2 separate regions of the Homo sapiens genome follow, and region 2 is linked to region 1. Evidence: chromatin loops called from intact Hi-C (ENCODE). Cell type or tissue: gastrocnemius medialis. All regions are shown on one strand. Each heading gives the region's core, and the rest is flanking DNA. Links, peaks and the distances in the headings are about the cores only. Region 1 has its middle 24 kb from the start of ARL11. Region 2 overlaps KPNA3 (karyopherin subunit alpha 3).

Evidence for each region. A loop is a pair of places that touch in the nucleus more often than their neighbours do. Peaks named below come from ENCODE experiments on the same cell type or tissue, not always from the same donor. Only the 100,000 strongest peaks of a DNase experiment are listed, where the experiment ranks them.
Region 2: it touches region 1 in a loop (7-fold over the local background); 1 of 110 quality-filtered maps calls a loop at or near these places.

What each region holds. Positions count from the first base shown.
Region 1 is chr13:49,650,033-49,655,415 of GRCh38, forward strand. No RefSeq gene overlaps it. Among named protein-coding and RNA genes, the nearest start is that of ARL11, 24 kb to the left of the region's middle. In gastrocnemius medialis, for the core only: a CTCF peak has its summit at 2,855 (motif pointing right); DNase peaks (open chromatin) are centred at 2,159, 2,489 and 2,819; H3K27ac peaks cover 5,000 bases.
Region 2 is chr13:49,731,661-49,737,043 of GRCh38, forward strand. KPNA3 (karyopherin subunit alpha 3) reads right to left here. Exons shown (of 17, transcript NM_002267.4): 3 at 1,297-1,386; 4 at 1,087-1,116; 5 at 945-997; 6 at 711-806. Among named protein-coding and RNA genes, the nearest start is that of EBPL, 43 kb to the left of the region's middle. In gastrocnemius medialis, for the core only: no CTCF peak of the experiment used is centred there; a DNase peak (open chromatin) is centred at 2,021; H3K27ac peaks cover 3,676 bases.

The DNA.
Region 1 (5,383 bases), core at 186-5,185:
TCTGCTGTCCTAGGCAAACTGGTGGCTAGTGGAAGGAAGCCAAGGCTGAGTGGGATTAGGGCTAGGAAGATGGGCCAGGCTGTGCTGGCTCGTGATGCAATGACCTCAGGTTCTATTTCAGCAGGGTTCAGCATCTAAGGAGATGCCATCTAGGGTGGAGTGCAGCCACAAGTCAAAGCAGCTGATAGCTGTCACGAGGTGGCTGTGGCCTGGTTTGGGCCTTGTTTTCAAGGTAGGTTCTGTGAAACACTACTTCTGAAGGATGTAAAGAACTGACCTGAAAAGAGGGTTCCTTGGTCCAACATGCTTGAGAAATGCTGGATTCAATGACACTAAACAAGTTTCTCCAATGCAGGACATCTCAAAACCCTTCATATGATTATGGGAATATCCAATCTCTAAGGCATGGCATGTGGGGGAGATGGTGACAGAGTGTTTGATCATGACCATGGAACCCTTTCTATGCAGAACTTAACACTGGACTAGAGAACTACTGACAACCCTTTCCAGAGTAGGGGTCGGCGTCAGTCAGGGCCGGCACTAACAGGAAAAGCACCTGGTTCCTTGTATCTTCACATCTTTACCATCACTGCCAACCCCTTTCCACTGGCTAGGGCTAATTAGGGTTTTGGGGCCAACAGGCAAATGAACTGAGGTTTGAGACAGGCTCTGCTCTCATGAAAAACTGAAGTGTTAACAAGACAGAAATGTAGGCAGAGGCCCAGTTATAAGGTACAGAGGCACCCAGCAGGGGTGGGACTCAGTGGCCCCCAGACCTGTAGCATGCTGACAGGCCCACGCAAAGCCAAGATCAAACCTACAGCAGCCCTTCTCCATCAGCCCAGCACCCTGAGTCGCATTCCTTGGTCAGGCTCTGGAAATGGTAGAGGCAGCTGCTGTGGGAAGGTGAACCCCGGGGGTTCTGGCCCAGCTTGTTTGGGGCAAATGCAGGAGCTGACAACTTACAATCACAGCCTGTCCCCACTCACCTGCTACAGAGGACTCAGTCATTTCATTTCCCTGATTTCTCCAGGTCTCTAGTGGGGGTTCCCTGGTGCCGACACCATTCCATCCAGGAGCTGATGAAAACCCCTCTTCTCTGAAGCACAGGCAGAATGTATCCTTAGAAAGGAAGCCAGGGGGCCGGGTATGGTGGCTCACGCCTGTAATCCCAGCACTTTGGGAGGCTGAGATGGGTGGATCACCTGAGATCGGGAGTCCAAGACCAGCCTGGCCAACATGGTGAAACCCCATCTCTACTAAAAATACAAAAATTAGCCAGGCATCATGGCGTGCACCTATAATCCCAGCTACTCGGGAGGCTGAGGCAGGAGAATCACTTGAACCCGGGAGGTGGGGATTGCAGTGAGCCGAGGTTGTGCCACTGTACTCCAGCCTGGGTGACACAGGGAGATTCCATCTCAAAAAAGAGAGAAAGAAAGAAAGAAAGAAAGAAAACACAGGGTTGCTAAGGCCAAGGCATCACACACTTAACACCACCAAGTCATTCCAGAGTGAAAGGAACGCAAATCCAGTCTCAGGCTGTCTGATTGACGAAGCTTCTGGATGCACAGCTTTTACATTTTTATATTTTATTCTCTGTGATGTGCCCAGCTCAGGAGCCGCAGGTTTCGGCCAGTTGTTCTGCTCTAGTCCTGAGCGCCCTGGCATGTTTTACAGTTCTGAGACTGTCCTATATTCAGGGCCTGTACCATGGACAGATGCAAAGCCACTAAATGTGTGAGCTGGAATAGACAAGAACAGTTATATTGAGTGTTTACTACATGCTCGTCCTCACAACGTTACGTGCTAAGCACTAGGAGTCGCAGTTTTTGGGGTGCAGAGGCTGAGGATGAGGGCAGTTACATATCTTGTCAAGTCTCCCCCTGGCAAGGGGCAGTTGTAACTCAGCACTTCCTGGTGGCACAGCCTGGGCTCTGGGCTCCCCCCCCAACGCTTCGCAGGTGGCCTGGCTGCCACTGTTCCCCATGGCACTGGGCAGGCCGCTCACCTTTTGTTGTTGCCAGGCTCTTCGATAATCCCTGTCCATGGGGTTCATGAGATTATAGCGAGGATCAGATAATGCAGTGAGCAGAAAAGTGCTTTGGAGTGGAGTGAATACACACATGGGGTGCCAATCACAGCCAGTCCTTTTCCTAGCTACCCAACAATTTGGCATCCCAAAGGGATCACCCTCTCTAGCGCGTGTTTATGAGCTGACTAGAAAAAGGCACGTAGACGCAAGAAGACAGAAGTGTGATTTTGAAAGTGGGTACCCCTTTACCCAGAGCTGGAAGGCATGAAGGAGGTAAGGGTGGAGACCCACCGTCTAGAGGCTTTGAACTGAAACCTTGGAAGAGTGAACTCTCTCAGACCTCATGGCTGCCCCCACCCCCTCCCAACCCTTCCCCTAAAGGCTTTAGACACTAAAAATACCCCAGCCACCTGCTGCCCTGGGAGGCAATAAATCATTGGCCATCTAGCACCAGAATCCGGGCCAACATGGCAGCGGACACAGACCCAAGGGATCAGTTCCCTTCCTCCCACCCAGGCCACCATCAAGAGCCTGCCTGCTGCTGGGGGTGGGGGGGGGGGGGCAGGGGGGTGGGGGGGGGCGGGGCAGGGGGGCGAGGGAGTGTGTTCAGAGGACACAGGACCTGCTTGGAGGCTTCTGGGGCCAGAAGTGCTAAGTGGGTGTGGGGTAAGCGGAAGGGAGTGAGTCACTGGAGGGGGTCCTGGGGAAAGGGCGGTGGCCCCTGTGCCGCGACAGCCACCTGCTTTATTATATAGAATAAGGTCATCTCATCAAAACCACAGCTGAGCCGCCCAACGACTGTCCTACTACTCCAGGGCCACCAGATGTCAGTGTTAAAGGGATCATGGATATTGGTGATCAGATGTCAGGACAGGGACTGAATGTATGGAGACTGTTCAAACCAGGGGCGCTCAGGGGCAAACCTGTGAAATCGGTTTCCTGCTTCCAGTTCTTAGCAATTAGATCCTACCCCCAGGGACTGAAATCAGTCCCACTCCCAAAAGGTAACCACAAAATGCCAAAGATCTGTTCATCTTCACTCTCAGCACAATACCATGTATCATAAATGAGAGGCAAAGGCAGAATTTCTAATTTACTTATTATTAAAATGCATCATCAACAAACACACCATAGTGGGGAACACGAAGCGATGTGTTGCAGTGTAGTGTTGCTCAAATGTGAAAAAGCAGCGACCCCTGAGAGTCTCCTTTGTTTTGTTACCTCTCTCTCTAGAAAAAGCACTGCATTGTAAGTGACTTGGTCCAACCAGTGAAAAATACAAACAGGACCATTCATAGACAAAAAAGTGAAGAATAAAATTCAGTGGTCACTCAAGTATAATAAATAGACCCAAATGATCAGAAATGTGTTTATGTTGATTGTTTTAGAGCATTAAAAAATCCAAAAATTTGGGAGGCTAAGGTGGGTGGATTGCTTGAGCCTAGGAGTTTGAGACCAGCTTACACAACATAGTGAGACCCCATCTCTACATAAAATTAAAAAATTAGCCAGGTATGGTGGCATATGTCTCAACTACTCAGGAGGCTGTGGTGGGAGGATCCCTTGAGCCTGGGATTGAGGCTGCAGTGAGCTGTGATTGCAACACTGCCCTTCAGCCTGGGCAACATAGTGAGATCCTGTCTCAAAAAAAATGCTATGTGGCCTTGGGGAGGTAATCTGACCCATGTGCCTCAGTTTCTATGTCTATAAACTGGACCTCTCCAAAGCCCCTTTAAGTAATGTAAGATTCTAGGATTCTAAGTGTGACTTTGAGAGGTTCCTGTGGAGTTGGGAAGGTGAATGTACAAAAATTCCAACGGAATGCCACCCAGGGCCACTTCAGCAACATAGACAAAGACTGAGAATTCAGAATGCCTCCCTCCCAACTCCTCAGGGACCCAGGGAAGGCTTCTGGAAGACAAGGGATTACACCCCTATGACCTAATGCTGTAGCATGATCAAAATACTTGATCTCTTTTTAAGAGCTGGGAGGTGGCCAGTCAGATATTTTAAGATGTCAACTTGATCTGTATCATTATCAGCATCTAAGGAAACATTTTGTTTCCAAAAACAAATGATCACTGCTATCTATAAACCTCTGTAAGCACATGAAATTCTCAAGAATGGGGCCTTTTCCGTAATACTCTTCACAGCTGGTTTTGTGTGTACACGTAGAACTGCTGCTTCCTGAACGATAAGTTTAGGCCAAGGAAGAAAGAGGGGAAGAAGGAAGGGGGAGAAAGTCTTTCTTCAGGAGTCTCCCCAAAATGTTAATATATGCACAGAAAAAAGTTTGAAAAATAGAAACAATGGCAAGGAGCAGTGGCTCACACCTGTCATCCCAGCACTTTGGGAGGCCTATTGCTTGAACCCAGGGGTTTGAGACCAGCTTGGGCAACATGATGAAGCCCTGTCTATATAAAAAAATACAAAAATTAGCCGGGCTTGATGGTGCTTGCCTGTCGTCCCAGGTACTTGGGAGGCTGAGGTGGGAGGGTCACTTGAGCCCAGGAGGTTGAGGTGGCAGTGAGCCGATACCATGCCACTGCACTCCAGCCTGGGTGACAGAGTGAGACCCTGTCTCAAAAAAAAAAAAAAAAAGAAAGAAAAGAAAAAAAAGAAACTAACTTTGTAACAGGTAACTGTGGTTCTGTCTGATGATACTGGAGGTAATCATTATTATTTTTTGCTTATCTGAATTTTTCATTTTTCAGCAAAGAACATGTCAATTTGCGTAATAATTTTTTTTAATGCAAATACATGCAGGAAGGGTAATACATCAAATCATTATCCGTTACTAACTCCTTGATGTTAGTGAATGGGTGTGATTTGTTTCCTACACTGGTAAGAAGTGGATTTTGTTAGGTCTGGGGTCTGCAGATCTCAAGGTGGCACTTAAGGCAGTAGAAAGGGAAGAGAGAAGGTGGAGAACCCTCAAAAGGGAAGTGGGTGGAGAAGGTTGGCTCACACCTTAGGCCCGCCAGCTGCTGCCTGTAACCTTGAGGGCATTTATTTATTTTTATTTAAAAAATTATTTATTTTTAGTTTTTGTAGCAATGGGGTCCCACTGTGTTGCCCAGGCTGGTCTTGAACTTCCAGCCTCATGTGATCCTCCTGCCTTGGCCTCCCAAAGTGCTGGGATAACAAGTGTGAACCACTGCTCCTGACCAGAGGGCATTTAATAACAATTAAGGATAATAACAGTTAACCTTTTCTCATGCAAGGCTTTGCCCAATTATTCTCTTTATAAATAACTTCTCTTTAGAGTCAAACTCAAGTGTTCATAACAAACAAGAAAAACAGCACATGGATTTTAATAACTTTAAAATAATGAAAAACAAATGATTC
Region 2 (5,383 bases), core at 143-5,142, 82 kb after region 1:
ATGCAAAAAAAAAGCATTTGTTTTAATATGTTTTGGAGTTCAAACTTATATTCTCCCCAGTTAATCCAAATTAACAAAGTTTAAGGCACAGCACTGAGATATCACTAAACAAAAATGGAAATAGGGCCAGTTCCTCAAAAGATATCCAGTGGAGTTTTACTCCTTCTCTCCTGGGTAAATATAACCTGTCCCCTTATTCTTAATTTGCAGCAAACAAAAAGTCTGACATTGGACAACTTATCATGGATGAAGTTCTGTTAAAGACAACACAGAGGATCAGTAATCAGCTGGAAGATTCCCAGGGTAAGAAAGAGCCACTTAGTTCTGGAAACCATCCATGTTGACTTAGTCATGAGGTTAATCTATATATAGGCTCATAAGCAAAGAGTGACTCAAACATTATTTGGGTTGTTTTAAAATATTAGTAATAAAAAATCCTAATAAAGACTATAAATATTTGAGATAAGTTAAAACAGGCAATAAACAGGAGATAAAAATTTCCTAGAAAACATACACATCCTTCAGAAATGAAAACGAGAAGCACTCTGGGTCTGCTAAATATGATCACAGAATAAGAAAATTAAATTAAAATATATGACGATTGAAAAACATCATAAGTACAAAACCAAACTGAACTCACTGGTTAAGTAATAATCCAAACTTTTAAGTTAACTGAAAAAAACTGAATAGGGAGTAAAATCCATACTTACTTATCATCCCTTTCTAGACATTTGACTAGAATTGGTAAAATCCCAGATTTTATTAAGTCATCAATCGGTGGATTTCTGTCACTGGATAACAGTTTTCTAGGAAAATAAATATGAGAAATTAATTGCTATAATTTTCAAACTGTGAAAAGAAATAACAACATATTAACTTCTAGACTACCAGGTAACACAACTGAGGAATGACATAATTCTCTCTCTAGACAAATTAGTATTTACCTTGCTGCCTGGACAGCACTCAATTGGACCACTGGGTTATCACTTGTGGCATTCTGCAATACCAAATGTAAATTTCAGAAATGAAAAAAAAAAAATCAATTTCAAAATACTTCAAAACGAGAGTATTAATTTAGTAACATACCTGCAATATAGCTTCTAGGGTTACATTTTGCTTAAAAAGAAAAAAAAAATAGTTCAGCAGAGTTTATTAACAAAATTACATTCATTAAACAGTGTACCTGAGTTAATATACTTTCATTATCATTATAAAGTTGGTCTTATATTAAAAATGAAGTTCTCACAGTTACTATAAAAATTATTTTAAAATCACTATTAAAACATGGTAACTTACTGCTTTAAAATCAGCATCAACATCTGAATCTTCTAGACTTTCTTCTTGGGGAACATTTCTCTTTTTCAATAAGTGTTCATCTCTTTTGTTCTGAAAGGCAACCAATAAATGCTTAAGAAGTCATAAGGACTACTGTTAATGAAAAATCCATTAAAACTACTTCAACTTTATTAGGCAATTATGAAACAAATACTGAACACATAAGGATAATATGAATTAAATGTGCATACTGCAAACCAATGACAAGGGTCACATTCTGGCTTCGGTAACAAAATTTCCTGGCTGGCTTTTACACACACACACTTCATTAAGCACCCACTGTGGTGTTTTTTTTTTTTTTTTTTTTTGGAGACAAGAGTCTTGCTCTGTCACCCAGTCTGGAGTGCAGTGGCACAATCTCAGCTCACTTCCAACCTCTGCTTCCTGGGTTCAGGTGATTCTCGTGCCTCAAACTCCTGAGTAGCTGGGATTACAGTCGTGCGCCACCACACCTGGCTAATTTTTATATTTTTAGTAGAGATGTGTTTTTGCCGTGTTGGCCAGGCTGATCTCAAACTCCTGGCCTCAAGTGATCCGCTTGCCGCGGCCTCCCAAAGTGCTGGGATTACAAGCGTGAGCCACTGCGCCTTGCCTATTTGCGTAAGTTTGCTCATACTTAAATTGTAGATTGTTTGCAAAAATGGCAGTAATTCCCCTTCCCATATCCAGTCCCGCACTGACTGTAGGCATGGCTGTGTGACTTGCTTTGGCAATGGGACATTAAGCAAACAGACTTGAAAAGTGCTTACACATCAGGGACAGGTTCTCTTTTGCAACTTTTTTCCTGAAATCACCTTGTGAACACTGAGCCATGGAGAATAAGACTGTGTGGACAACAAACAAGTCCCAGCCAAGTTACCTGAGACCATGTTAGATCATCTAGTCACCAACCAACCCTGTCAGCTGACCAGAGACAGTAAGGGAAGCCTGCAGAAAACAGTTGAACTGGCCTGTGCCAGAAAACCCACTCTGCCAACCCACAAAATTGTTAGCTCAATAAAATGGCTATTGTTTTAAGCTACATAGTTTGGAGTGGTGTATTATGAAGCAAAAAACTAGATGATGCACTCATGTTTTTAAATTTATGCTGTATTTAAATTAATAAGACTTCTAAAATTCCTGGTATTTTGTTGTTGTTCCTTCTCTCTACTTGCTATAAATTTGTCTCCTGAATTACCACTTTAACTGTATTCTACAGGTTCTGACATATAATAGTTTTCCTACTGTTCATTTTTAGGTATTCCTAGAATCCATTAAGATTTCTTTTATACTCAATATATTCAATATATTCAGACATACTTTAAAACGTTCACAACTATGAGGTTTTTGTAACTGTCTTATTCAGTGATTTCTAATTTAATTACATTGAAGTCAGAGAACATGTATGTACAATACACTGAAATTAGCTGACATCTGCTTTATACCAGAAGTTCCCAAACTTTCTCAGTCCACAGTGTACGCCAAAGTAGTCATTTGGGAAAAAGAAAAGAAAAACAAATAAACTAAAAGAAAAAATTATTTCACTCTTAGATAAAATAATTGTAGAAAGGAATGTAGTGTTATTTAAGTGTTTAAACTGTGGACTACCTCGAGATCTAATAGTTCTGTGGTGTCTGAAAGATGTCACTGTATTTCTCTCAAAACTGAAATATCCCAAAGACCCTTTCAGGTCACTGTGGAGCCCCATGTTACCTCAGCGCAGAGTTTGGAAACTACATCTTATTCTATCATAAAACCAGTTTCCAAACACATATGTGGTTTTACATGTGTCTATTAGTTAAAATTTGTGAATTAAATTATTCAAATTTTCTATCTCTTCTTGTGTTTATTCATTACTAAGAAAATCTCCCACAATGATTATATCTTTGATGAATTTCCCCTTCTAATTTTGCAAATTTTGACTTTATATATATATATATACACACACATATATATATATATATAGAGAGAGAGATAGATAGAGAGAGAGAGAGAGAGAGACATTCTATTAGGCATATACTAGTTTAGAGCTATTATAGCTTCTTTGTAAATTATTTCTTTTATCAAACATTGGGTAACAACCCCTGCATTTAAATTGAAAACATCCTAACATAGACCAAAATATCTATGGCACAAGAACCATATTTACTTATTTTTTATTTTTTAGATGGAGTTTTTGCTCTTGTTGCCCAGGCTGCAGTGCAATGGTGCGATCTCAGCTCACTGCAACCTCCACCTCCCGGGTTCAAGTGATTCTCCTGCCTCAGCCTCCTGAATAGCTGGGATTACAGGCATGCGCCTCCATACCCGGCTAATTTTGTATTTTTAGTAGAGACGGGGTTTCTCCATGTTGGTCAGGCTGGTCTCGAACTCCTGACCTCAGGTGATCCGCCCACCTCAGCCTCCAAAAGTGGTAGGGTTACAGTCGTGAGCCACCGCGCCCGCCCCATACTTTACTCTTAACAAAAATATGTACAAGCCAAGGAAAAATAATCACTGGGCAGGTTTCTAATGGTCAGATTAATCATTAAAACCAGTAACTTAAACTGTCCCTTCAGTTGATACCTAGAGATTTTTACCCTCCTGAAAACTGCACTACAATAAATTCAGCATCCGTAAAGGGTATACTTTTCTTTTGTCAGGTGAGAAAGCAGCTCAGGGGTTATGGGAACTTACCTAATTTCAACACCCAACCAATCCTTAAACACACATATGGATTAAATGGATTTCTTAAATTCCTTTAAAAATCCATTATTAATCTATTATCCACGTATGCATGTATCTACCTAGCCCTTTTGGATCTTCTGTTTTTTACTAGGTTGAACCACATGAACTGCTTTGTAGGTCAAAGCAGTTAACTATGGGCGATTTCTTATAACCCAACTTAATATATTGTTTGAGTTAGTAAGTTCTGTATGTTATTAAACTCTATATAAAGTACTTCCTTTTCATTCCCAAATTCCTCTTTCCACCTTGAAAAACTGGCTTGCAATTCTATACCTAAACTTGTGGAGCAAGTTTGATGCCAATTCTTTTAAATCTTATGAAAAGGATAATTACATTATTTATCAGCCCCCTTTCAAGCTTGAAATAAGTAATTAAATCTGTTTTTATCCAATAATACCCTCACTTTAAATCTTCATCTAGTTTAGGTTTTAGTTCCTTGGGTTTTGTTTTGTTTTTTAAGAAATAGTCCAACCCTGGTTGCATCTAAATGCTTTTAATGAGGTAGGAAAATATACTCAATGAAAATTCCCCTCAATATTAACATTTATGAAATGATATTACTGCTGGGTGACTACATGGATATTCACCCACAAGTTTTATAAGTTATATTTATGTTTTGGGCACTCTGTTCAGTGTGTTATGCTTTGATTAAAACAAATTTTTTAAAATAACACTACTGGTTCATGAATCATGTTAAGAACTGACAATCTAATGCATGTTTCTTTTTTCCCTGCAGGATCATTTAATTCATCTTATCAAATAGCTGCTTTTTTCGATACTAACTTAGACTTTTTTTGGTAACTGAAATTTTTATTGAGATAATTGTATATTCACATGCAGTTATAAGAATATGGAGAGATCCCTTGTATGCTTTGCCCAGGTTACCCCAAAGGTAACACTTTGCAAAACTATAGTACAGTATCACAACTGGGATACTGACATTGATACAATCCACTTATTTTATTCAGACTTCTCGTTTTACATGTATTTGCATGTGTGTGTGTGTATTACATCCCATACAATTTTATCACCTGTATAGATTCATGTTATCTACCACCACAGTCAAGATGGTAAACACTTCCAAAAACACAAGATGCATTCCTCCTTTTATAAGCAAAATCAACTCCTTCTCATCTGACACCGTATATAACCCTTGGCAACTACTAACCTGTCTTCCATTTCTAAAATTTTATCATTTCAAAAATTTTATATAAATGGGATCGTATGGTATATAACCTTTTTATGACAGAATTATAGGCTCAGTATAATTGTCTGGAGATTTATATAAATTGTTGCTTGTATCAACAATTGTTGCTTATATAATTGTTCATTTTTATTGCCA